Regions from separate parts of the Homo sapiens genome. Here regions 1 and 3 are each linked to region 2. Evidence: chromatin loops called from intact Hi-C (ENCODE). Cell type or tissue: heart left ventricle. All regions are shown on one strand.

What was found. A loop is a pair of places that touch in the nucleus more often than their neighbours do. Peaks named below come from ENCODE experiments on the same cell type or tissue, not always from the same donor. Only the 100,000 strongest peaks of a DNase experiment are listed, where the experiment ranks them.
Region 1: it touches region 2 in a loop (2.3-fold over the local background); 2 of 110 quality-filtered maps call a loop at or near these places.
Region 3: a loop joins it to region 2, with 2.2 times the contacts of the local background. A loop is called at or near these places in 6 of 110 quality-filtered maps.

What each region holds. Positions count from the first base shown.
Region 1 is chr17:61,311,302-61,319,301 of GRCh38, forward strand. All of the region lies in intron 22 of BCAS3 (BCAS3 microtubule associated cell migration factor), which reads left to right. Among named protein-coding and RNA genes, the nearest start is that of TBX2-AS1, 84 kb to the right of the region's middle. RefSeq lists an enhancer at 3,675-4,176. In heart left ventricle, a CTCF peak has its summit at 3,635 (motif pointing right); DNase peaks (open chromatin) are centred at 2,347, 3,123 and 4,148; H3K27ac peaks cover 2,438 bases.
Region 2 is chr17:60,997,988-61,005,987 of GRCh38, forward strand. All of the region lies in intron 15 of BCAS3 (BCAS3 microtubule associated cell migration factor), which reads left to right. Among named protein-coding and RNA genes, the nearest start is that of BCAS3-AS1, 130 kb to the right of the region's middle. In heart left ventricle, CTCF peaks have their summits at 3,068 and 4,470 (motif pointing right); a DNase peak (open chromatin) is centred at 7,664; H3K27ac peaks cover 1,713 bases.
Region 3 is chr17:61,327,328-61,335,327 of GRCh38, forward strand. All of the region lies in intron 22 of BCAS3 (BCAS3 microtubule associated cell migration factor), which reads left to right. Among named protein-coding and RNA genes, the nearest start is that of TBX2-AS1, 68 kb to the right of the region's middle. In heart left ventricle, no CTCF peak of the experiment used is centred here; a DNase peak (open chromatin) is centred at 4,082; H3K27ac peaks cover 1,689 bases.

The DNA.
Region 1 (8,000 bases), 310 kb after region 2:
TAATTTAAAACCAACTTTCTTTTGAAAAACTTTCCAGCCTCATCAGACATTGGGGATTCTATGTGAGGGCACCTCTCCAAGATTGGATCTTGCTGTGGTTGATGGAGTTACATCCTTCACAGCACGGTCCAAATTAGAGATCTCCAGTCAGGCTGTTTGGTCTGTGAAACATTTGGATATTTGTTTTTTAAATCCATATTAGGACATGTTATTCAGTGTTTGGAGAAATTAGTATGTACTAATTTCTAGGCTGCTTGAAGAACTTGGGGGGTAAATTGTTGCTCTTAAATCCCCTTAAAATATAGGGCAGAGGCCAGGCGCGGTGGCTCACGCCTGTAATCCCAGCACTTTGGGAGGCCGAGGCGGGCAGATAACGAGGTCAGGAGATCGAGACCATCCTGGCCAACACAGTGAAACCCTGTCTCTACTAAAAATACAAAAAATTAGCTGGGCATGGTGGCGGGCGCCTGTAGTCCCAGCTACTCAGGAGGCTGAGGCAGGAGAATCTCTTGAACCTGGGAGGCGGAGGTTGCAGTGGGTTGAGATCACGCTACTGCACTCCAGCCTGGGTGACAGAGCGAGACTCCATCTCAAAAAAAAGCATATATATATATGACAGAAAGGATCTTGGCACCCTGTGTTGAAAAGATACGTTTTTAAGTCAAATGTGAGGTAAGTAGGTCATGCCACATCTCAACCTCATCAGGCTGTACTTCTGCAGATTGTTGTGGCTTCTGGGTGTCCTATTAGAAACAAAACAGGAGGGGAGAATCGTTTGATCTCTTGCTCCTAAAATGTGGGCCCTAGGCCGTCAGTAAGAGGTACTGGCCCTTGCCGAGTCCCAGTGTTCTCCCTCATTCACCCCCTAGGTGACAGTGGATCCAACTCTCCATAAGCAAGTCTGGGATTCTGCATGTTGTGCTTATTTGCTCTCTGTGGGAGGGTCTGTTAGACAGGTCTCTCCAAGGAAGGGGAAGGGAGCAAGGAGTGGGGGAGGGTGTCAGCTCAGAGGGGCTAGCAAGTCCAGTAGATGCCAGTTCTCCCGAAAGACAGGTCCCCTGTGTGATTCACATCTGGTACTGAAGTGGCTAGAGCAGTTGGCACACCGCAAATTGACACTGACCTTGGCCATGCTGTTGGGGTAATTGGACTTTCAGGATGGACTCTCCGAACAATCTTGCCACTGTGGCTGGCACAAACAGGCTTTTCTTTAACAGCAGACGTTCATGTCTTCTTGCTCCAACTTTTTTTTCTTGAACAAACATATGTATTGTGGCCAATGCAAGGAAAATCCCACTCACCATTTTGATCTGAGTTGCTTCTGTCCTGGAACAATAGTCTAGTGTACCAGGGGCCCTCGGGATGCTGGTTTCCATGCCCTGGTCTAGTTTTATGAATCTCCTTGGAAGACCCTAAAGGCCAGGAAGCCATCGGTATTTCTGCAGGGCCTCCTACCACCATCGGGGACATCAGTGGCTCTGTATCTGATTGTCAGAGCGTGAGCTTCAGCAGTAGCCTCGGGGTCAGGACTGGTTACAACCAAAGAGCTTTCTAAGTGCCTGCCCTTTCTCCCACAAGATGGCCTCTTCACAACTTAAGTGGGCATAACCGAAGACTTGCATTCCCCTTTGAGCATCCACCTCACTCAGTTAGAAGAAATGTGTCTCCAAGCACTGCCAGCCTGTGAATAAGCACTTCCCAAGTGCCAGGTACAAAGTTAGACACTTCCCATCTTTCACCTCGTTGATCGCCTCAAAATCCCGTGAGGTTTTTAATCACTGACTCAGTAGCATTGATTGAGAAATCTACTCCGTGTTAGGCTTAGACTACATAGTGATGACCAAAACAGTCTTTGGATTCATGGCAATTACTGCCAGGTAGAGAAAGCGAATGCTGTTATTTTGCTCTAAGAGGAAACTAAGGTTCAAAGAACCAATACTTTCTCAATGCCATATAACTGGTAAAGGGTGTGGCCACGATTACACCACCATGATTCTACTCCAAAGACTGTCTTCCCTCCACCATGCCCTACTACCTTCCTATAGGAAGCTTAATCTGCGGTTCTACTTAAAATATGAGGAAACATCTGGAATATTAGTTTTCAACCACATTTCAGACACAGAAAGTGGAGCCTAAGGAATAGCCCAGTTGGCTCCTCTCTGAGAGCGGGTAAGAGTAGAAAAGAATTGCTGATCTCAAGCATTTTGTTACCAGAATAACCCCACAGGAGAGGCCTGGCTGAACGGGGATTTGTGTGGGCCAGACAATGTAGGGGATTTATTTCCAAGGCTGGAGGACAGAGCTTGGACTCGGGTCCAGCTCGGCGTCCTCCCTCGGGTCCTGCTCGCTGAAGAGGTACAGCATCTGGAGGAGGACTTTCCGGCCAGGGTACAGCTCCTCTAGGCTGAGGCAGTTAACGATTAAACAAGAAGCAGCCTTTGGCTACAAAGCTAATGGTTTGGGTTCCAGGGCACAGGATAAAAATATACAACTGGAAAGGCAAGCTCCCAATTAAGTGGAAGAGCTCAAGCAAGAGATGTTTCAATGCCGCGGAGCCAGTGACCACACGTGGGCCTGCTGTCTCCTCCACCAGCCCCACTCGCCCGGCCCCATACTTAGTGCTGGCTCCAGAGTCTCGTGGGGGAAGCCGGCTGGCAGCACACAGGCCATTCCTCTTTTCCATTCAAAGAAAATCTTACTTGCCTTCTGCCCAACAATTTATCTTGCTTGGCATCTTAGGATAGTAGAATGTCAGAACTGGAAGGGCCTTAGGGATCATCTAGCCTAGTCCAGCTCCCTGGTTTGATGCTTTAGAAACCGAGGCACACACTGGGGAAGTGACTTGAGCAGAGTCACCTTGTCAGTTCGTGGCAGGGAGGAGATTCACGTTTTGATCTTGTAATGTCCGCATTCTCTTCTCCCTTTGTACTAAGCTGGCACCATTAGCAGCCTGCCATTTGCACCTCTTCCCTTTGCTCCCACAAACCTAAAAGCCCTCGGTCCTTCTCCTCTTTTACAGGAAAAGATACTGAGGCAGGGAGTGTAAACAGTGCCCACAGAGCTGACAAGTACAGATGCCAGAAAGGGAACCGCAGAATCCCGCCCAGCAGGCCTGGGCCTTCACCATCTGACCGCATTCCCTCTCTAAGAACATGTTGTGGGAGAACTGAATTTGGCCTCCTTTGAGCTCTAAGCCTGCAACAGCCCTCCTAATGACTCTACAGTTCCTGGCTTCCTCTTGCCACTGACTTTCCCCTCCACCGCTGCCTGGGACAACCTTACAGCTACAGTGACTTTGAGTCTTGCCAAGACAAGCCCAATAGTTACTTTCAGACTCAAGTGCTTGCCAAGCCTGAAATAGTAATTGCCTGAAGGGTTCCAAAAAGCTGGGCTTTATCTGCAGCAGAGACTTTAGTAAATCAAAACACAGGTCTTATCTCCCTATTCTCTCCCCTCTGTTGTGTGGTCTCCTAAATGAAAAATGTTACCTAATTGCCTAAAACAGCTGGCTTGATGTTTAATTACTTCAGCTTGCTAACCTGATATTCTGGACCAATAAACTATACACAGGGAGTGGATAATGCTCTTTACAGATCGGACTTGTCCAGGTTTCCTTTGTGAGAAATGTTGATTTCAGCCACCAGAGGGAATTCCAAATTTGAATGCTCTTAGCAGTCACCGCGCTTGTCTGATGTTGGAACTCCTCTTCACCCATCCGAGGAACAGTGTGCCTGGAAAATGCCTTGAATCCTCTCCCCAGCATTCCAGGGGCAGTCTCCTCCACACGCCACACTGCTCAGCCTACACTCCCTTTTCTTTTTCTTTTTTTCGCGAGACAGATTCTCGCTCTGTCACCTAGGCTGGAGTGCAGTGGCGTGATCTCGGCTCACTGCAGCCTCCGCCTCCAGGTTAAAGCAATTCTCGTGTCTCAGCCTCCCAAGTAGCTGGGATTATAGGCGCCCACCACCACACCCGGCTAATTTTTGTATTTTTAGTAGAGACAGGGTTTCACCATGTTGGCCTGGATGGATGGTCTCAAACTCCTGACCTCAGGTGATCCGGCCGCCTCAGCCTCCCAAAGTGCTGGGATTACAGGTGTGAGCCACCGCGCCCAGCCAACGCACTCCTGTTCTGAGACACGGGAGGGCATGCAGAGCAGTCTCGGAGCGGACGCTAGCTGGCAGCGGTGCCATTGCTTTCGCCTCAGGCTTCCTAGAGCAAAGAAGCCCATGGAAGAGGTTGCACAGCGTCGCTGGTTAATGGCAAAGCCCAGGTATGGGCCAGTGAACCCCAATGATGCTGGGGTGCCTCTTCCTGTCCCCAAGGACTCTACAGCCTCAGCCTCACCCATCGATGCTTCCCCATGTGGGTCCTGGAATGTGACCAGGCTGACTGACCCCCCGTTTCATGCCCCACGCCTTTGCTGGTACTGGTCCCTGAGATGTCCCCTGACATGCCCCTCACCCAGCACCTCTGCCCTCCCATCTGCCTCCACATGCCGCTGCGTCCCCTCCACGGCTCCCCTGCAGTAGCACACCTCTGCACAGCTTTCCTCTTTACTCCTAGCCAGGCTCAGAGGGACCCACAGCTGACATCTTAAAGTCACCTCTATTGTCCACCTACCTACTTCTCTATCTCACTGAACCTCTTTAGGACCAGGATTTTCCCTTTTCATGTGTGTTTTCCAGTGTCTAGGATAGTGACCATCTATAGCAGGTGCTGGCCAGGCGTGGTGGCTCACACCTTTGATCCCAGCATTTTGGGAAGTCGAGGCAGGTGGATCACCTGAGGTCAGGAGTTCGAAACCAGCCTGGCCAACATGGCGAAACCCCCATCTCTACTAAAAATTACAAAATTAGCCAGGCATGGTGGTGCATGCCTGTGATCCCAGCTACTCAGGAGGCTGTGGCAGGAGAATCACCTGAGTCCAGGAGGTGGAGGCTGCAGTGAGCCGGGATCACGCCACTGCACTCCAGCCTGGGTGATAGAGTGAGACTCCATCTCAATAATAATAATATTAATAGTAATATAGCAGGTACTTAGTAAATGTGTGCTGAATGTGGGAGACGTCTTTTTTAAGGAAAGCCTAAGATGTCATTCTTAGAGCAGCAGAAGAGATGATGTTCATGCCCCATGCCTTTGTTGGTACTGGTCCCTGAGATGTCCCCGGACATGCCCCTCACCCAGCACCTCTGCCCTCCTATTTGCCTCCACATGCCGCCGCGTCCCTTCCACAGCTCCCCTGCAGTAGCACCCCTCTGCACAGCTTTCCTCTTCGCTGCTAGGCAGACTCAGAGGGGCCTGCAGCTGGTATCTGATAAAATAAAGGAAAGGTTAGAGGGAGGGAGAGAGGGAAGGAGAAGGAGGATAAAATAAAAGGAAAAGAAGAGGTATGAATTCTTTGGAAAAGAAATCCATGCCCTCGGAATGATGTGGCTCCTTCCTTTTTTAGTCAAACATCTGCTCAACTGTATGTGCTGTGCTAGATTCCTCGGGGTCATGTACAATAATTCCTGCCATGTAGGTTTATTAAATTAACAGTTGCAATTTATGTTTAGCGGTTTCCCCACTAAGGAATTCCTCGTGTATTTGATCGATTTGTGCAAGAGGCTAACTCCAGCCATTGCCAGCCCTTCTGTAAAATGGCTACTATATGATCCAGAATTCCCTCTCACCTCAGACACTGATGGTACTATTAGAGTTCGGGAGGCTTCAACAGTTCTGAGATAGGTGTAGCATATACAAAAATTCCGTTCACTGCTTTGTTTTCTTAAAAAAGTTTAGGGTTCTAAAGAGTAGTGTCTTCTATCCAAATTTAGTATACTTATATATTATATCCATCATATTATATTTAGCTCTTATGCCCTAGGTATTTGATCAATTTGAGCATTTCATTGCCAAGCTTTTAAGAGACTCCTGCTCCACGTCTTCTTGCTGTCCTCACTAGCTTGAGACAAAGTAGAAAGGCCAGAGAGAGGGGACTCCTCCAGAGCCCACCCAGGACACACAATATACAGTATGATAGAATAAAACAATGTAAAGGCATGCTTCTTAAATAACAGGTCATATGCTTTAATTATTTCATCTACTGGCAGTGTATTGCCTTTACTGGGAAACAAGCCTTTCCCACACACCTGCTTTGTAGGGCTGGGCTGAGTCAAGCCGGGAGAACCAGACAGTTCCTGGTGTTTGGGGCCTGGACCAGGAAAATGCAGCTCATGGCAACATGGAGGGCTTCATTGACGGTGAGGTGAGGTCACTCTAGGAGAGGGCTCGGCGTAGAGACCTGGGTCAGTGGGGTAGTAGCACCATCAGGGGCAACTGGCAGTGAGGCCTCAATAGCACCTTGAGAATTCAGCGAGACAAGACCGATTTGGGTGGGGTGGGAGAGTAGTAGTTGGCAAGGTAAGTAGGGCACAGTTGTTCCTAAGAACTAAAGCCCATCAAGGCAAGGGCCCAATACCCAGATTGGGGAACTTGACCTCAGGGATAGGACAGAAGCCTAGTAATTAGAGCAGAGACACGGTGTCAGAGCCAGCCAAGGGCCCTGCCATGGGAGGCCTGATGTGGAATCTCCTCCCTTTTAGCCACCTGAGGGCAGACTTGAACAGAGGTCCCTGGTGAGGTCTGTGGGTGGGGGTCCAGGCAGAGCCTGAACGAATGCCATACGCAAGCTGTTCTGGCAGGCGTAACGCGTAGGACCAACAGTGAAAGCACAGCAAGAACAGGGTTTGTGCTGCAGGTGTCCAGGCTGTGCAGGAAGCAGGGCCAGAGGCCGCCTCTCCTGCTAGAGCTACATGCCGCTCCTCGGCTCCTCCCCGCCACCATCACACCAGGAGTCAGGGCCCTGGGAGGCGACTAGAACACACCAAAAAAGGATGGCTAGGACTATTTCTCTGCAAGGTGGAATCAGCTCTTCATTTAAGATATAAGCTGTGGCCCAAAGTTACTGAGGGTTCTACAGGTGACGTCCATCTAGGCAGGAATAGAAGTTCCAAAATTAACTGACTTTTCTCAGTTGGAAACTTTCTTCTCAGGCTCCAGAATCTGCAGTGTCCTGTCTGCACTCCTTGGTGGCGATGGAGCAGCAGCCCTCTCCTGTCTTCCCTGCCTACTGTTAGAACCAAATGTAGTCTTTCTTGAAGACGGCACCATCTCCCTCTCCCAGTGACATCAGCAGCCCCTCTTCCCCCTCCCCCTAATTGACAAATGTGGGCATTTCCAAGTGTCTTAATGGCATTAACAAGGGACACACCGCTTAATCACAGGTGGAACTGCCAACAGATGACGGGTTATTTCCCGTGTTTCTCCCCACCCTGCAGTGAGGCAGCAGCCTTGTGTTGGGGTTTCTGAAGAGCACTCCTGCTCGGAGGACATGTGCTATTTCCAGCCAGAGTTGTCCACCTGCAACTTTCTGCTAGGGTTAGCAGTTTCATCTCCCATTATTAAGAGTCCAGCTGGCGTGTCTTTGAAGTTGGTCCCATCATGTTAAATGTTAACTGTAATTTCTCTTGGCCCTTGCTGGAGAGTGCTTTCCTTCCCGTTGGTATGATAATAGCCGCAGCTATATTGGCCATGTGCTAGCTGACCACCTCAGCAATTGCTTTCACTCCCGGAGTGACATAGAAGGAGCTTTGTACTGTGCATCGTGAAACTTGGGGTTTGACCTGGTTCTGCCAGGAAGCCATGTGATCTTGAGCAAGCTCATTCTCTTTTCTGATCCTCATTTTTCTGCTCTGTACAATTCTGGGTAAGGGCTAGAGGATTTCTAAAGCCCTTCCACTTCCAAATCTGTGATTCCAAGATTGGGAGAATGCACAGTTACTCGCAACTCCTTTTTCTCCCTCTACCCCGGGCCTACACCCCTCGCTACAGTGCTTCTCCACATGCTGATCCCAGTAGGTAGCCAGGGTCAGAGAATACTAACAATATGTAGAGAGCTCAGGATCATTCTGACCCTTTGAACTTGAAATCCTCAGAGAGCTTTCTATTCTAATAAA
Region 2 (8,000 bases):
CCCCACCCTTTTCCTCCCCACTTTTGAATCCCTAATGTCTATTGTTCCCATCTTTGTGTCTGTATACACCCAATGTTTAGCTCCCACTTATAAGTGAAAACATGACATATTTGGTTTTCTGTTTCTGTGTTAATTTACTTAGGATAACGACCTCCAGCAGCACCTATGTTGCTGCAAAGGACACGATTTTATTCTTTTTTTATGGCTGCATAGTATTCCGTCGTACATATGTAGCACATTTAAACAATCTAATCCACCATTGATAGGCACTTTGGTTGATTGCATGTCTTTGCTATTGTGAATAGAACTGCGATGAACATATAAGTGCATGTGTTTTTTTTGTAAGAATGATTTATTTTCTTTTGGGCATATACCCAGTAGTGGGATTTCTGTGTCAGATGGTAATTCTATTTTTAGTTCTTTATGGAATCTCCAAATTGCTTTCCACAGGGACTGAACTAGTTTCCATTTCCACCAACAGTGCATAAGTATTCTATTTTCTCTGCAGCCTCACCAACATCTGTTGTTTTTTGACTTTTTACTAATAGCCATTCTGACTGGTGTGAGATGGTACCTTATTGTAGCATCTGTCTGATGATTAGTGATAAGCATTTTTATATGTGTATTGGCCATTGTATGTCTTCTTTTGAGAAGTGTCTGTTCATGTCTAAATGACCCTTTTAATGGGGTCATTTGTTTTTTGCTTGCTGATTTAAACTTCTTATAGATTTGGGATATTAGTCCTTTGTTCAGATACATAGTTTGTAGTATTTTTTTCCCATTCTGTAGATTGTCTGTTTACTCTGTTGATAGTCAGAAGCTCTTTAGTTTAATTAGGTCCCAGTTGTCAATTTTTTTTGTTGCATTTGCTTTTGAGGGCTTAGTCATAAATTCTTTGCTCAAGCCAGTGTCCAGAAGAGTTTTTCCTGGGTTTTCTTCTAGAATTTTTATAGTTTCAGGTCTTACATTTAAGTCTCTAATCCATCTTGAGTTAATTTTTGTATGTGGTGAGTAGGTAGGAGCCTAGCTTAATTCTTCTGTGTGTATATAGTTAGCCAGTTTCTCCACATCATTTATTGAATAGTTATATCCTTTCCCCATTGTTTATTTTTGTCGACTTTGTCGAAGAATATCAGGTGGTTGTAGGAGTGCAGCTTTATTTCAGAGTTCTCTGTTCTTTTCCATTGGTCTATGTGTCTTATTTTTGCACCAATACTATCCTGTTTTTGTTACCATAGCCTTGTAGTACAGTTTGAAATGTGATGTCTCAGGTCAGGCGCGGTGGCTCACGCCTGTAATCCCAGCACTTTGGGAGATGAAGGCGGATGGATCATGAGGTCAGAAGTTCGAGACCAGCCTGGCCAACGTGGTGAAACCCCGTCTCTACTAAAGAGACAAAAAAAATTAGCTGGGTGTGGTGGTGTGCACCTGTAATCCCAGCTACTCAGGAGGCTGAGGCAGGAGAATCACCTGAACCCGCGAGCTGAATGTTGCAGTGAGCTGAATGTTGCAGTGAGCCATTGCACTCCAGCCTGGGCGACAGGGTGAGACTGTGTCTCAAAAAAAAAAAAAAAAAAGAAAAAGAAAAAGAAATGTGATGTCTTAGGCTTTGTTCTTTTGGCTTAGGATTGCTTTGGCTATTTGGGCTCTTTTTTGATTCCACATGAATTTTAGAATAGTTTTTTCTAATTCTGTGAAAAGATGACATTAGTAATTTGGTAGGAATAGTATTGAATCTTTAGATTACTTTGGGTGATAATGGACATTTTAACAATATTGATTCTTCCAATCCATGGGCATGGAATGCTTTTCCATTTGCTGGTGTCATGTGTGATTTCTTTCAGCAGTGTTTTGTAGTTGTCCTTGTAGAGGTCTTTCACCTTCTTGCTTAGACGTATTTCTAGGTATTTTATGGATTTTTTTGTGGCTTTTCTTAAAGGGATTGCGTTCTTTATTTGGTTTTCAGCTTGAATATTATTGTTGTCTAGAAATGCTACTGATTTTTGTATCCTGAAACTTTACTGAAGTAATTTATCAGGTTAAGGAGTCTTTAGAGTTTTCTAGGTATAGAATCATATTGTTGGTAAAGAGAGATAATTTGACTTTCTCTTTTCCCATTTAATGCCTTTTATTTATTTCTGTTACCTAATCACTTCAGCTATGACTTATAGTAGTACTATGTTGAATAGGAGTGGTGAGAGTAGACATCTTTGTCTTGTTCCAGTTCTTGAGGAGGAATACTTCCAGCTTCTGCCCATTCAGTATGATGTTGGCTATGAGTTTGTTGTAGATGACTCTTACTATTTTGAGTCTACTTTTATTTTTGATGCTACTGATTACTAAGTTAAAACTTTCTTGGTGAGGAAATTGGAGGACCTGGAATCAGACTTCCTGGTGGTAGAATCTATCTTCCATGATTTCCTAACTCTGTAATCTTAGACAAATTATTTATTCTATCTGTACCTCACTTTTCTTTCTGTAAAATTGGAATAATAATATTACCAATCTTATAGAGTAACTATGAGAATCAGAGCCCTTTAAATAGTGTTTGGCACATATCAAATATTCAGTAGAGGATTACTGTAGTTTCTATCATTAGTATCATTATTGATACTGCTGTTAATGTGAGAGTCTATAGAACTGATTCATTTTTCGTATTTTGGTACAGTACCTGTTATCCAGAAAACAGAATAAATGAGTAATTCACTAAATAATGAGTAAATTAAATATAATAATTGTGAACTTATTCTTTAAAGGCTTTTAGAACAATACTAGGCTCAATGTTGATAAGCTCAGTTGCTACATTGCTACACCAATGCAAAACCAAAAGTGATGGTAGTATTATCATTTTAATTGGTTTTTGCTCATTTTAATTGTATACATCAGGAAATATGGTTTTATAAATCAGTACACCTATTCTTGAGCCTTTGCCATTTCTTAATTTTGCAAATTAGTTTTCCATTTTAGGTTCAAAAATATAGAGTTCACTGTGTCATGGGACTTAGAAGGAATTTGTTTTCTTCCTGCAATTTCCATTGAGTTAACAAACAGATCTTGGATTCACTTCTGCAGTTCTCTAGAGTTCCTGCAAGTGTCTCCTTTCCTATTAACTTGTTCGTCCTCAGAGGGGTCATCTTTGAGTCACAGCTTTTGGCATCTGAATTCTAGATTCTGCTTTTTCTAAATGGAAGTAGTTGATGAGACTCGGAGACCTTTGTACAAAGCCTCTCATTTCTTGGACTTGGAGCCTCCATATTTCAGTAAAGTGCTTTTACAAAACTGGAAGTATCACTTTTCTTTTTAGCATCTGTATGAGGCATTCCTTTTACCACTCAAAGACTCTGTTTATAGCTTTCATTTGATGGTTTATTGTAATTTTAACTTACGTTGATCAGTAGTTTTCTTGATACAGACCACATCACAATTGTAAATACAAAGCAACCACACATTTCAGCCTTATATAGTTTCACCTACTTAAGAGAATCAATGATAATGTGATGTTTCTTGACTTTTCTTTCCACATCACTGTTTACTTGTGGATTGAAGTTTCCATGTGCATGTTTTAATTTTTGCCAAGAAAAATCAATCAAGTGCACTGTAGCTCTGCTTTAGATTTTATGCCTCATATGACATAGAGTATATAAATAGTATAAACATGTTAAATGGAGAAAAATCTTGTGGGGGGATATCTTAGTTTAGTACCTGGATTTTTATTGATTATGTGTACTTTATTGTTTTAGCTCAAATGCAGTTTTGTTTTTCATTTGTTATTTTCAGATTTAAAGTTTTCCTGGTGAATTTGTTTTCTCAAATTCTTTTATCACCTTTTTTAAAAAAAAATGTTGCTATAGCACTCTGCTAGTTTTAACATTTACTATTTTCTCAAGACAGAGCAGATGAGTTTGTTAGGGAAAGTGGATAGAAAAGAGTGACCTCATAATACCTTCCTGAAAACAAGATGCTTTCATTTCAGAATCATTAATGGAAGAAGCTATTAAATGAAGATTGTACAGTTGTTGTTTTTAAATAGGTTTTTAAAGAGAAGTTTTAGGTTCTCAGTAAAATTGAGAGAAAGGTATAGATAACGTAGTTTTGGGGGGAAATAAAATTGCCAGTGGGATATATTTTAAAGGAAACCTGATATTATATTGCCTCTAAATTATACTTTAAAATTTAGTGCTATGAAAATTAATTTAAAAATATTTTAAACCTAAATAAACTCTATGTAGATATTTTATATTTTTGTGTATTTCATTTTGGATATAACACATTTCTTTTCTCTGTAAGTTTTGCCTTTAAATAAATGCCAGATGATGTAGTTATCCCTTGAAACTAATCCAGAATTTCTTCTTTGCTTTTTACTGCTTGTGGAAATATTTTTTCTTTTCTATGTATTTTTTACATGGGCAAATCATAAACTCCAGATTTCAAAATAGTTTTATTTTTAAATGGTTAATGAGACATGCCTCTAGAGGGCAATATTTTCTCATTGTAATCAAGGCAACCCTGGCATGAACCTGAGGTACTAGGGATGTTAATGTCTTATCAGATCTTAAATAGCCTTTCTTCCTTTTTATTATGTTTTCTGTGATTTATTCTTCAACGTCTTCTTAGAGAATTCAACTTTGGAAATATATTACTATCAATTAATATCCTTTCTGAGTACTACATGCAGATCCAGTTCCTCTGAGTGAATACCATTGAATGAATAGAGGCAAATTTTTTAGTTATATCATTTGAGTATGTGGGGTCATTATGCTAAATGTTTTTTTATTCTCTATGTGTTGCTATTCAGGGACTTGTTATCTGTATACTTTATAATATCAGAGTGATTAAACTTCATTTTTGAGGCATTGAGGCATTATAAGGGCTAATAGTTATCTACTCTTTTCTATTAACATTGATTGGACACTTACTGTTGTTGTTTACCCTTTAAATATAATTTTTATTTTTTATCAAAGAAATACATGCATTTATTATAAAAGTCAAAAATATAATTTTATAGTGAAAGGAGGCACTTTTTGGCCTATCCTCCCCACTCTCGGGTGTCATTCCCCAGAGGCCTCTTCTTTTAACTCTTCTGTTTTTTTCTCAGTTGGTTTTTTTTGGGCCCTTTCCTGGAAATCCTATTACTTGAATAATGTATCTTCTACATTGAGCCCCTAATCTTCTTGTCTATTTTCTATCTTTTTTTTAACTTTATGAGAATTTCCCCAACGTATGTTTCAGTCTTCTTGTTGCATTTTTATTTCTGCAATCTTTTTAATATGATTTTCTTTGAATTTTTTTTATTATCACACCCTTTTCTTATTTTATGTGTAATATTTTTCTCTCTTTAAGAGATCGTTATAAATTTTGAAGCTTTTTTGTGCTCCTTTTATTATGCCCTCCCCTCCCCTCCCCTCCCCTCCCCTCCCCTTCCCTTCCCTTCTTTTTCTTTCCTTTTTTTTCTTTCCTTTCTTGTCTCCCTTTCTTTGCCTTTTTAAATCGAGACAAGGTTTTGCCATTTTGCACAATCTGGTCTCGATCTCCTGGTCTCAAGCAATCTGCCTGCCTCAGCCTCCCAAAATGCTGGGGATTACAGGTGTGAGCCACCAAGCCCATCTGGAGCAGTGATTTTCAACCCTTGACTGTCCATTATACTTAAGCTAGATAGATTTGAAAAATACTGAGGCCTAGACTCCATCAGACTGATTGAACCAAAACACTGACCTCAGTGATGGGGAATCCTTGATGGATCATTGGCTGATTATTTTTATTTTTACATTCTATTATTTAATAATTCATTTTTATTTTATTCATTTTTATTCAGCTAATCAACAAATCAATACTAAGGAACTGATTGGAAGCTTTTTGAATGTGGGAAGGGCATACCGCCTTATAGGTATCAGTGGTCTATCAGGTAGGAATGCCATTTTATTATCATACCTCAAATAGTCACTATCCGTAGGTCTTTTCATGTACGCTGGTCAGTTTTCCCACAAAGAAATTCTTCTATCCTCTGTTCAGGGTGGGGTTGGGGTAATAAAGAGTTTCTGGCAATAAACTTAGAAGTTAGTTTTCAAGGAGTTGAAGGAGTTAACATTATTTTTGTCTAGTGATTAGAATAACAAAAAGAGGATTTGGAGAACCTGTTTGCATTTGATTATTGTCTTACTTCCCTAGTTAGGAGGACAGTTAAGTAAGAAATTCTGGTCTGGTTCCACTGAAATAAAAATATTTCTATGGAAATCTGGAGATGGAATTTTTAGTTGCTGAAGTGAATGAATGTAAAAACTACTTATTCAGATAAAGAAGTGCAAATGGGTAGAACAACAAATTTTGGGAAAAGAAGTGAATGTTCATTTCCTTATGTACTTATCAAAAGGAAGATCTGAAATGTTTTTTTTTTTTAATTTGGAGAAAAATTGGAGAGGGAGAAGAGAGTGAGTAGGCTTCTTAGGATTTGTAGTAGCCAGAGTTTGAATGATTGACCCATATGAACAGATTTAGAAATTATCAGACTTGAGAATAACAGACATGAATAGTCTTGAGGTTGAAATCTGAGCAGGAACTAGAAATCTGCTAGTTGATAGTTGTAAACTACAAAAGGACAACAAGACAGGGATCAGGGCTATACCAGGATTATGCACAGAAGTAGAAATTTTGATGGTTCTTACCATGATGAGGTAAATGATATTTTGAATTTGGAGGAGGATGAGAAAAGGAAAAGGATTTAAGGTTCATTGAAAGAGTTATTAACATTGGATGATGTGTTTTTGCAGGTGAGAATATTGAAGCTAGAATGAGGCACAAGAGGGAAATTACTATTTCAGAATGGACCAAGGTGGAATTAACATGGGCACTGTTGTTGTTGGCTTCAGAAGAAATAGAGCATTCCATTTTCTGTGTTAAGAGCCATCTCTAGTAAGGAATGCTTAATTAATGTTCAATAATATTTCACTCTGGTCTAGTTTTGGAGCAGATTGAAATGTGTCTATATTTGATAAAACCATAGATGAGGGAAAAAATACCATGACAGTACTCATAAATGAATATAGTTTTCCGGCAGTGCTCCAGCTGATTAGGAAAGTGTTTCGGCTTGACAGGGAATTACAGGGAAAGAAGAGTCATTATTTCTCAACTGGGGATGGTCGTGGTATCACTCCTCTTTGTGGTTCTTACTGTCAAGGATCTTTTGTAAAAGTAGGTTTTACGTACGTAGGTAAAGTCATAGGCATACTTTTGGAAAAGTAAATTTAGAAGAGAAGGGCTTGAACTATTAGTATTCGTGTGGTGTGCTTAGTTTGATTTTTTTCTTTTTCTTTTTTTTTGGTAAACTGTTCCACAAATTGTTGATAATTTAGGCAGCTAAATGGAGTATTGGTTTCCTGTTTTCATCTTGAGGAAAATATGTAAGCATATTTTGATAGATATTTAAATGTTTTAAAACTGGAAATAAAGTATATGTGAATAGAAAAGGTTTTATCTGCCCTGTTGTCAAAAATGCTGATTTGGCCCTTTCGTACTGTACTCCCATCTTTGTATGGTTGTTACAATCTGTTGCTCTTTCCCATCTGAAGGAAATGCATCTTTGACACTTCTCATGACCTGCGTCATGATGCTGAAATAGAGCCAGAAAATATCCTTAACAGTCATGGGTAAAAAGAAGGAAGGCGTCCGTGGGTTGGGGCGGGAGAATAGGGGACTGTGAGGAGAAGAGAGTCTTTGCTCTTTCAGTTTACATCATTTTGATTTTTAGGAAAGTTACTTACATTTTGTGGCTATACTTTTTTTTTTTTTAGGAAAAAATTTCTTTTTTTTCTTTTTTTTTTCTTTTATTATTATACTTTAAGTTTTAGGGTACATGTGCACATTGTGCAGGTTAGTTACATATGTATACATGTGCCATGCTGGTGGGCTGCACCCACTAACTTGTCATCTAGCATTAGGTATATCTCCCAGTGCTATCCCTCCCCCTTCCCCCCACTCCACCACAGTCCCCAGAGTGTGATGTTCCC
Region 3 (8,000 bases), 330 kb after region 2:
TAAACAAACGTTTAAAAAATCAATTTTAGAGGCAATTGGACTACAGAGTCAAGGAGACATTTACAAGTTAATATAATAAATGTAAATGTTTATGACATCATAGAATTGTAATGAGACTATATTGAGGGTTAGATAACAGGCAAGTATGTGGAGATGAGGGAGCAAATAGAAAATGAAGCAAAATTTTTTTTTTTTTAGACAGAGTCTCACTCTGTCACCCAGGCTGGAGAGTAGTGTAGTGTCACAGTCTTGGCTTACTGCAACCTCCGCCTCCCGGGTTCAAGACATTCTCCTGCCTCAGCCTCCCGAGTAGCTGGGATTACAGGCATGTACCACCAAACCCCACTAATTTTTGTATTTTTGGTAGAGATGGGGTTTCACCATGTTGGCCAGGCAGGTCTCGAACTTCTGGCCTCAAGTGGTCCAGCTGCCTCAGCCTCCCAAAGTGGTGGAATTACAGGCATGAGCCACTGCGCCCTGCCCAAGATCTGACTGAATAACACAAAGGTGACATCCAGTTCAAGGAACTTAGTGGTAGGTGTGACTTTAAGGTTTGCAATGGTTGATCAGACACTGTTGGTGTAAATTGGTGCACCCTTTTTGGAAGGCAGTTTGGTAGTAACCATTATACATTAATAGTTTATTCTTTTTCACCCAGCAATTTATTTTCTAGGAATTTATTCCACAAAAATATAGGTAAAATTATTAAGGTATAGACAAAAGCACTGTTGTAACGGCAAAGGAAAAAAAATGAAATAATTTAATTATTGGTCTGCAGAGAGAGTAACAATAAATTTTAGTATGCACATATCGTGGAATAACCTATAGCTTTAAAAAAAAAACCTTAATAACATTTTTAAGTTTTAAAAAAGCAGGTGAAAAACAATGTGTATAATATGATCCTATAGAGAAAGAAAAAACTAGTAGAAGCATAAAGCTCCATTAACAGTGCTTGTCTCTGGGGAAGTAAACAACAAAAACAAACAGGGAATTCTCACTCTGTTTTGTGGTTTTATATAGTTAAAATAGTTTACAATTACCATTGTCAGTTAATTCAGACTGCTATAACAGAATACCATAGACTAGGTGGCTTAAACAACAGGAAGTTTATTTCTCACAGTTCTGGAAGCCAAAGTCCAAGATCAAAGTGCCAGCAAGCCTGGGCACAGTGGCTCACACCTGTAATCCCAACGCTTTGTGAGGCCGAGGCTGGCGGATCACTTGAGCCCAGGAGTTCAAGACCAGCCTGGCAACATGGCGAAACTCCGTCTCTACAAAAAATATAAAATTAGCCAGGTGTGGTGGTGTGCGCCTGTAGTCCCAGCTACTCAGGAGGCTGAAGTGGGAGGATCACCTGAGCCAGGGGTGGTCAAGGCTGCAGTGAGCCCTGATTGTGCTGCTGCACTCCAGCCTGGATGACAGAGTGAGATCCTGTCTCAAAAAACAAGACAACAAAAACAAAATGCCAGCACATCTGGTGTGTGCTGAGGACCCACTCCCTGGTTTACAGGTAGCCATCGTCTTTCTGTGCCTTCACATGGCAGAGCATGAAGACGCAGGCTCTTTTTTTTTTTTTTTTTTTTTTGAGACGGAGTCTTGCTCTGTCGCCCAGGCTGGAGTGCAGTGGTGCAATCTCAGCTCACCGCAACCTCCGCCTCCTGGGTTCAAGCAATTCTCCTGCCTCAGCCTCCCGAATAGCTGGGACTACAGGTGCCCACCACCACGCCCGGCTAGTTTTTTGTATTTTTAGTAGAGATGGGGTTTCACCATGTTGGCCAGGCTGGTCTTGAACTCCTGACCTCAGGTGATCAGCCCGCCTCGGCCTCCCAAAGTGCTGGGATTACAGGCGCCTGGCCAAAGCAGGCTCTTTTTCTAAGGGCACCGATCCTATCATGAGTACTCCACCCTTGTGACCAAATGTGCCCCACCGCCAAATACCAAAACATCAGGGGTTAGGGTTAATATAAACTTTGGGAGGACACAAACATCCAGGCCATGTTATTATTATTATTATTATTTTTTTTTTTTTTTGAGACGGAGTCTCGCTCTGTCGCCCAGGCCGGAGTGCAGTGGCGCGATCTCGGCTCACTGCAAGCTCCGCCTCCCGAGTTCACGCCATTCTCCTGCCTCAGCCCCCCAAGTAACTGGGACTACAGGCGCCCGCCACCACGCCCGGCTAATTTTTTGTATTTTTTAGTAGAGACGGGGTTTCACCGTGTTAGCCAGGATGGTCTCGATCTCCTGATCTTGTGATCCACCGGCCTCGGCCTCCCAAAGTGCTGGGATTACAGGCGTGAGCCACCATGCCCGGCCTATGTTGTTATTTTTCTAATCAGAAATAATAGTAAAGACTTTTGAAGAGAACAGAAGTGAGAGGGCAGGAATGGTGACTGACTATGGAATAGCTCCGGGTGAGGGTGAGGAGGAGGAAAAGGGGTTCCATCCTACGTTCGTCCTCGGCGCTCACCTCCTCCAAGCTTACCTGCAGGGCTTTGCTGCACTTATCCATGAAGACCGCAAGACGCCGCTTACCTGCTCAGTCTTCGAGCAGCTGTCCCTGATTATGAAGTTCAGAGTGGCTGTTTAACGAGCATTTAGTGAGAATTTCCTTTTAGCAGACACTGTTAGGCGCTAGAAATATAAAAATGAAGAAGACACCGTCCCTGCCCTAACAGAACTTATTGTTGAGGGGGAGAAATTGCCAAGTAAACCAATGTTGCAGTACAGAATTTAGTCTAGATGCCCGGAGGTCTCTTCTGAGTTGAAAAGCCTTCAATTCACTGAAGATGGTCTCTGAAATTTCTAGTTCTTTTCATAGGCTGAGAGAAGGGCTAAGAGTAGGTTTTTTATTTCTTCGTTTCTTCCTACCTTCCTTCCCTTCCCTTTTCTCTCCACCTCTTCTCTCCCCTCCCTCCCTCCCTCCCTCCCTTCCTTTCTTTCTCTCTTGAGACCTGGTCTTGCTCTGTCACCCAGGCTGGAGTAGTACAGTGGCGCAATCACGGCTCACTGCAGCCTCAAACTCCTGGCCTTAAGTGATCCTCTGGCCTCAGCCTCCCAAAGCACTGGGATTACAGGCATGAGCCACCATGCCCAGCCAGTAGTTTCTCACTTTCCCAAGTGTTCACTTTGAATTGGCCTGGGCCCCCAAATGCAGGCCTTCATTCCCTGGGCAGCAGGACATTCTTCTCAGTGGAAGGTTTTATGAAAGAGGTCAGCATGTGCCTCTGCGGCCAGTGGACTAAGTCCATGATGAAGCTGAGACTCACATTCCCACGCTATAGACTCCATAGCTTCTCAGACCTCCACAGCCACAGGCCCCCAGGAGTCCCCCTGCCCATCTGGCTATTCCTCAGAAACACACACCAGTGAGCACACAGGGGACACCTGAAGTGCACAGAGGACTCCGGCAGCAATGGCCAGGGAATGAGGAGACCCGAGTTCTAATCCCAGCACTATCACTGTACTCCATAGCATGACTGGGAACAAGTAACTTTCTTTCCCTGGGCTTCAGTTTCCTCATTTGCAGAATCAGCCAATGGTGGTGAATGGTCTCTGCCAGCGTTGACATCCTGTAATCATTGTCATTGTGTGACAGTTCTGCCATCTCTCTACTAGGTCAGGTGAAACCACCTCCCAAAGGGCCTCTCTGGGCGGTGAGTGTGCACTAGCACAGTGCCAGGGGAGCTGTTGAACAAATGCAACTCCTTGTTGAAAACTACTATAGGTGCTTTCCGTAGGGGTGAGAAAAGCATATAAGACCATGTCCTGCGTTCTGGGAGCTTCCAATTTTCCCAGAAAGGTCAGAGAAATACACATGAAACAGATGAAACAGTAGCAGCCCTAGAAGCCTCAGCACACAGGGGTAGGGGATGGAGAAGATGGGGGCTAGAGTGGGAGGGGGGCTTTTTGGCTGGACAGTTGCCAAAGGTTCCTGCTGATCTTCAGAGTTTTTCCTTTCACAAAGCATGTGACAAGTGCTTTGCCTTGTTTCATTCTGGGACGTTCTGTTCTCTGGATCTGTTTCTGACAGGATATGATCACTGGAGCTTCCAAAATTTCTTTGGGAGTGGGGAGAGGGTTGGCAAGCAGCCAGATGCCCCTGTCGCTTTATTTGGCACAGGAGGAGGTCACCAGGTTCAAGCCCAGAACTAGTTCAAAACTTTAGCCTCAAGGAAAAGGTCCAGGCCAGGCACAGTGGCTCATGCCTGTAATCTCAGCACTTTGGGAGGCTGAAGTGGGAGGATCACTTGAGCATAGGAGTTCAAGACCCCCCTGGACAACAGGGTGAGACCCCATCTCTATTTTTAAGTTTTTATTTTTAATTTCTTTTAAATGGAAGGAAAAAAAGAAAAAGGTTCAAATAATATAATCCTTCCTACATCCCACTCCTAGCAGTGTGGGAAAGTGAAAGGAGAATTCTTGTGACGAGAACTCATGAACACAGAACAAATTTGTGTCACTCCAGTCGAGCGTGGCTTCTCAGTGTGTACTCAGCACGTGGCAGGTGTGATTGTTGGCCTGAGGTGATGACCTGCCTGAATCCTCAGCCCATCACCAGGGCTGGCAAGAGCTTTATCTGCCCATAACTGAGCCCATGATGGGCTCGAGTGGTATGCTTTTTTGGGGTTTGTACCAAACCGGCCTTTTTCCCTGTTTCATCCTGTGCTGGTCTGTCTCTTTTGCATGTTTGGGCTAATCTTCTCCATATGCGTGTCTGGTTTGGCATGTGGGTCTCGACCTCCCATGAGCAGGGCGAGGCTGCCTCAGACAAGTGCAGAGAGTTGCCACCCAGCCCGCCGGGCTCTGGAGCTGGGCCACGGGCTCCTCTCTCTGGAAAGGCTCTGCAGAGAGACACCTGGATGGCTTCTCTTCTATGTTTCGGGGACATGAGAAGAAGGCATTCTTAGAACAGATACTGCCTGGTGACCCACCTAAAACAGTCTTACTAGGACAGCAGGCTTAAGGTATGCCCAGCGCTCAGACACCTAGTCATCCAGGCCCTGAACATCCTGCTCTGACTACAGCGTCCCCTCCCCTCCCTCCACCATCCGAGAGGTCAGCTTCCTTCACCATGGGAGCCCCTGCTTGCCATGTTTGTGAGGGGCAAACACTTCACTGGTTGGTAGGGCTTATGGCTCCATATTGAAAGGAGGGAAACAATTTGACAGCAAGAAAAGAATCTCCTAAAGAGACTGTTGCAGTTTTACAGAGTTCTTTCCAACTGATTGCCTCTGCTAATCTCTATACTACCCTGTGACATAGGAATTATTATCCCCATCTTTTATTATTATTTTTTTTTATTTTTTGAGATAGAGTCTTGCTCTGTCACCCAGGCTGGAGTGCAATGGCATGATCTCGGCTCATAGCAGCCTCCACCTCCCAGGTTCAAGCCATTCTCCTGCCTCAGCTTCCTGAATAGCTGGGATTATAGGCGTCTGCCACCACGCCTGGCTAATTTTTGTATTTTTAGGAGAGACGGGGTTTCACCATGTTAGCCAGGCTGGTCTCAAACTCCTGACCTCAGGTGATCTGCCCGCCTTGGCCTCCCAAAGTGCTGGGATTATAGGCGTGAGCCATGGCACCCGGCCTATCCCCATCTTAAAAAGGAGGCAGCTAAGGCTCAGAGAAGTCATATTACAAGTCTAGGGCAGAGCGGGGACTATATTCTGGCTTCCTGACTCTGAGTTCAGTAACCTTTCTAGAATACTGCCCTCCCTAAACCTACACTGCTGCAGCCTGGAGGTTCCACAAGCCCTTTCTCATAGACCCCAGCAAGGTGCTTTCTCCCTGGACCCCACTCACACCTATTTCTGGACCTTTATTGGCAGGTGGGTCAGAGAGGACACCTGTGTGATCAGAGAAACAAAGTCTGGTGAGAGGAGCAAGTGCAGTTATGCACAGGGAGCAGCTGGTCCCTCAGACCTTGCCAGCCACTTCTGCGGTGGTTGTCGGTCTTGGAAAAGCTCCATCTTCAGAGGGGTTTGTGCCCAGCAGCTGATCTCTGCCTGTAATCTTCAGAGGGCACCAGTTCTTACCAGACAATAGCTGTCTATGACCTCAAGCCAGGCCTAGGACAAAGTGGAGACGTCCTGTGAGGCAGGCAGGCCTCTGTCTCAGCATCACCAATAGCTCACCCTCCTGTCCACTCACATTGTGGCGCCCCCGACCCTTGCCAATCCCGTGCAAACCACGCAATGTCTGCCAGCGCTCACTGCCTTCCTGAGCCCAACAGCCCCTTTCTTGCCCACTAAACTAGCACTAGAGCTTTATCAAGTTCTTGAAACTTTCTTTTTTTTTCTTTTTTTTTTTTTGAGACAGAGTCTCGCTCTGTCGCCTAGGCTGGAGTGCAGTGGTGCGATCTCGGCTCACTGCAACCTCTGCCTCCCAGGTTCAAGCGATTCTCCTGCCTCAGCCTCCCGAGTAGCTGGGATTACAGGGGCACACTACCACACCCAGCTCATTTTTATATTTTCAGTAAAATGGGGTTTCACCATGTTGGCCAAGCCGGTCTCAAACTCCTTACCTCAAGTGATCCGCCCATCTCGGCCTCCCAAAGTGCTGGGATTACAGGCATGAGCCATGGTACCCTGCCAAGTTCTTGAACCTTTCTGGTCATTTGCTTCCCTGATTGAGAGATGAGTCAGCATTCATATATTCATTCATTCATTCATTCAGATATTAATTCAACATATAATTTGATGAGTCCCTAAGAGAGCCCTAGAGACTCAGAAAGGTAATCAGACACAATCTCAGCCCTGCAGGTCTTCACAGCCTAGCAAGGGAGACAGATATGTAGACAGATGATCATGATACAGTAGAAGTATCAACAAAGAGCTTCTGAGCTCATGTCAAAGCCATCTCCCTTGAACACAGATGAGAGAGGGAGGATATGGGGATCAATAGTTACTTCCTTAGAAGTCATGGAAAAAGCACGTAGGAGACAAGGGTGAGCTGGATGACCTTGGGCAAGTTATGTAACTTCTCTGAGTTTCAATTCTCTCATCTATAAGATAGGATGATAAAACCTATGTTGCAGAGTTATGTTGTAAGAATAATGGGCCGGGCGCGGTGGCTCACGCCTGTAATCCCAGCACTTTGGGGGGCCAAGACAGACGAATCACCTGAGTCAGGAGTTCAAGACCAGCCTGACCAACGTGGAGAAACCTGGTCTCTACTGAAAATACAAAATTAGCTGGGCGTGGTGGCCCTGCCCGTATTCCCAGCTACTCAGGAGGCTGAGGCAGGATAATCGCTTGAACCTGGGAGGTGGAGGTTGCGGTGAGCTGAGATCGCACCATTGCACTCCAGCCTATGCAACAACAGCAAAACTCCATCTCAAAAAAAAAAAAAAAAAAAAAAAAACACCAAGAAAACGATGTATCCAGTCATTGAGCCAATGTCTTACACATAATAGATCCTAAGAGGGCAAAGGAGCCACGACAAATGTTGAATTGTATTTTTGGGAAACCTAAGTGTCACAGGAACAGCTCACTGTAACAGCAACCGGTATTTATTAGTGCCCAGTAAATGCTTGACCCACTGATGGGCCTTGGCCCAGTAGCTAAGGCTGAGAGACCTTTACTGCACCTGGCCTTCGCAGAAGTTGGTCTGTGGATGGGGAGAGCCTGAACCTGCCTGAGGACTGAACCTGACTGAGGTCCTGAACCTGAGCACAGGACCTCAGTTACCTGGCCACTGTGGTCATCCCAGGGGCACCCAGAACAGACCGGAGTTCTTCCTCAGGCACATCACTGCCCCAGCTTTCAGCCTGGTGTCATTTTCAGCCCATTTCTTTTTCTCACCAAGTTGACTCAGCAAACTTCCCTTAGGTTCCCTTGCCCTTTAGGCAAGTCTGCTTCCACTAAAGTCCGCAGGCCTTGTGTGTGCTCTGTACGTTCACAGCAGCGATTCCTTCCCAGGGCTAGGAGGGGGACTTTCCCCTCTGGCCTAACATGCTGAATCGTCCTTTCCAGGGCACACTCGCAATGTGTCTATAGTCA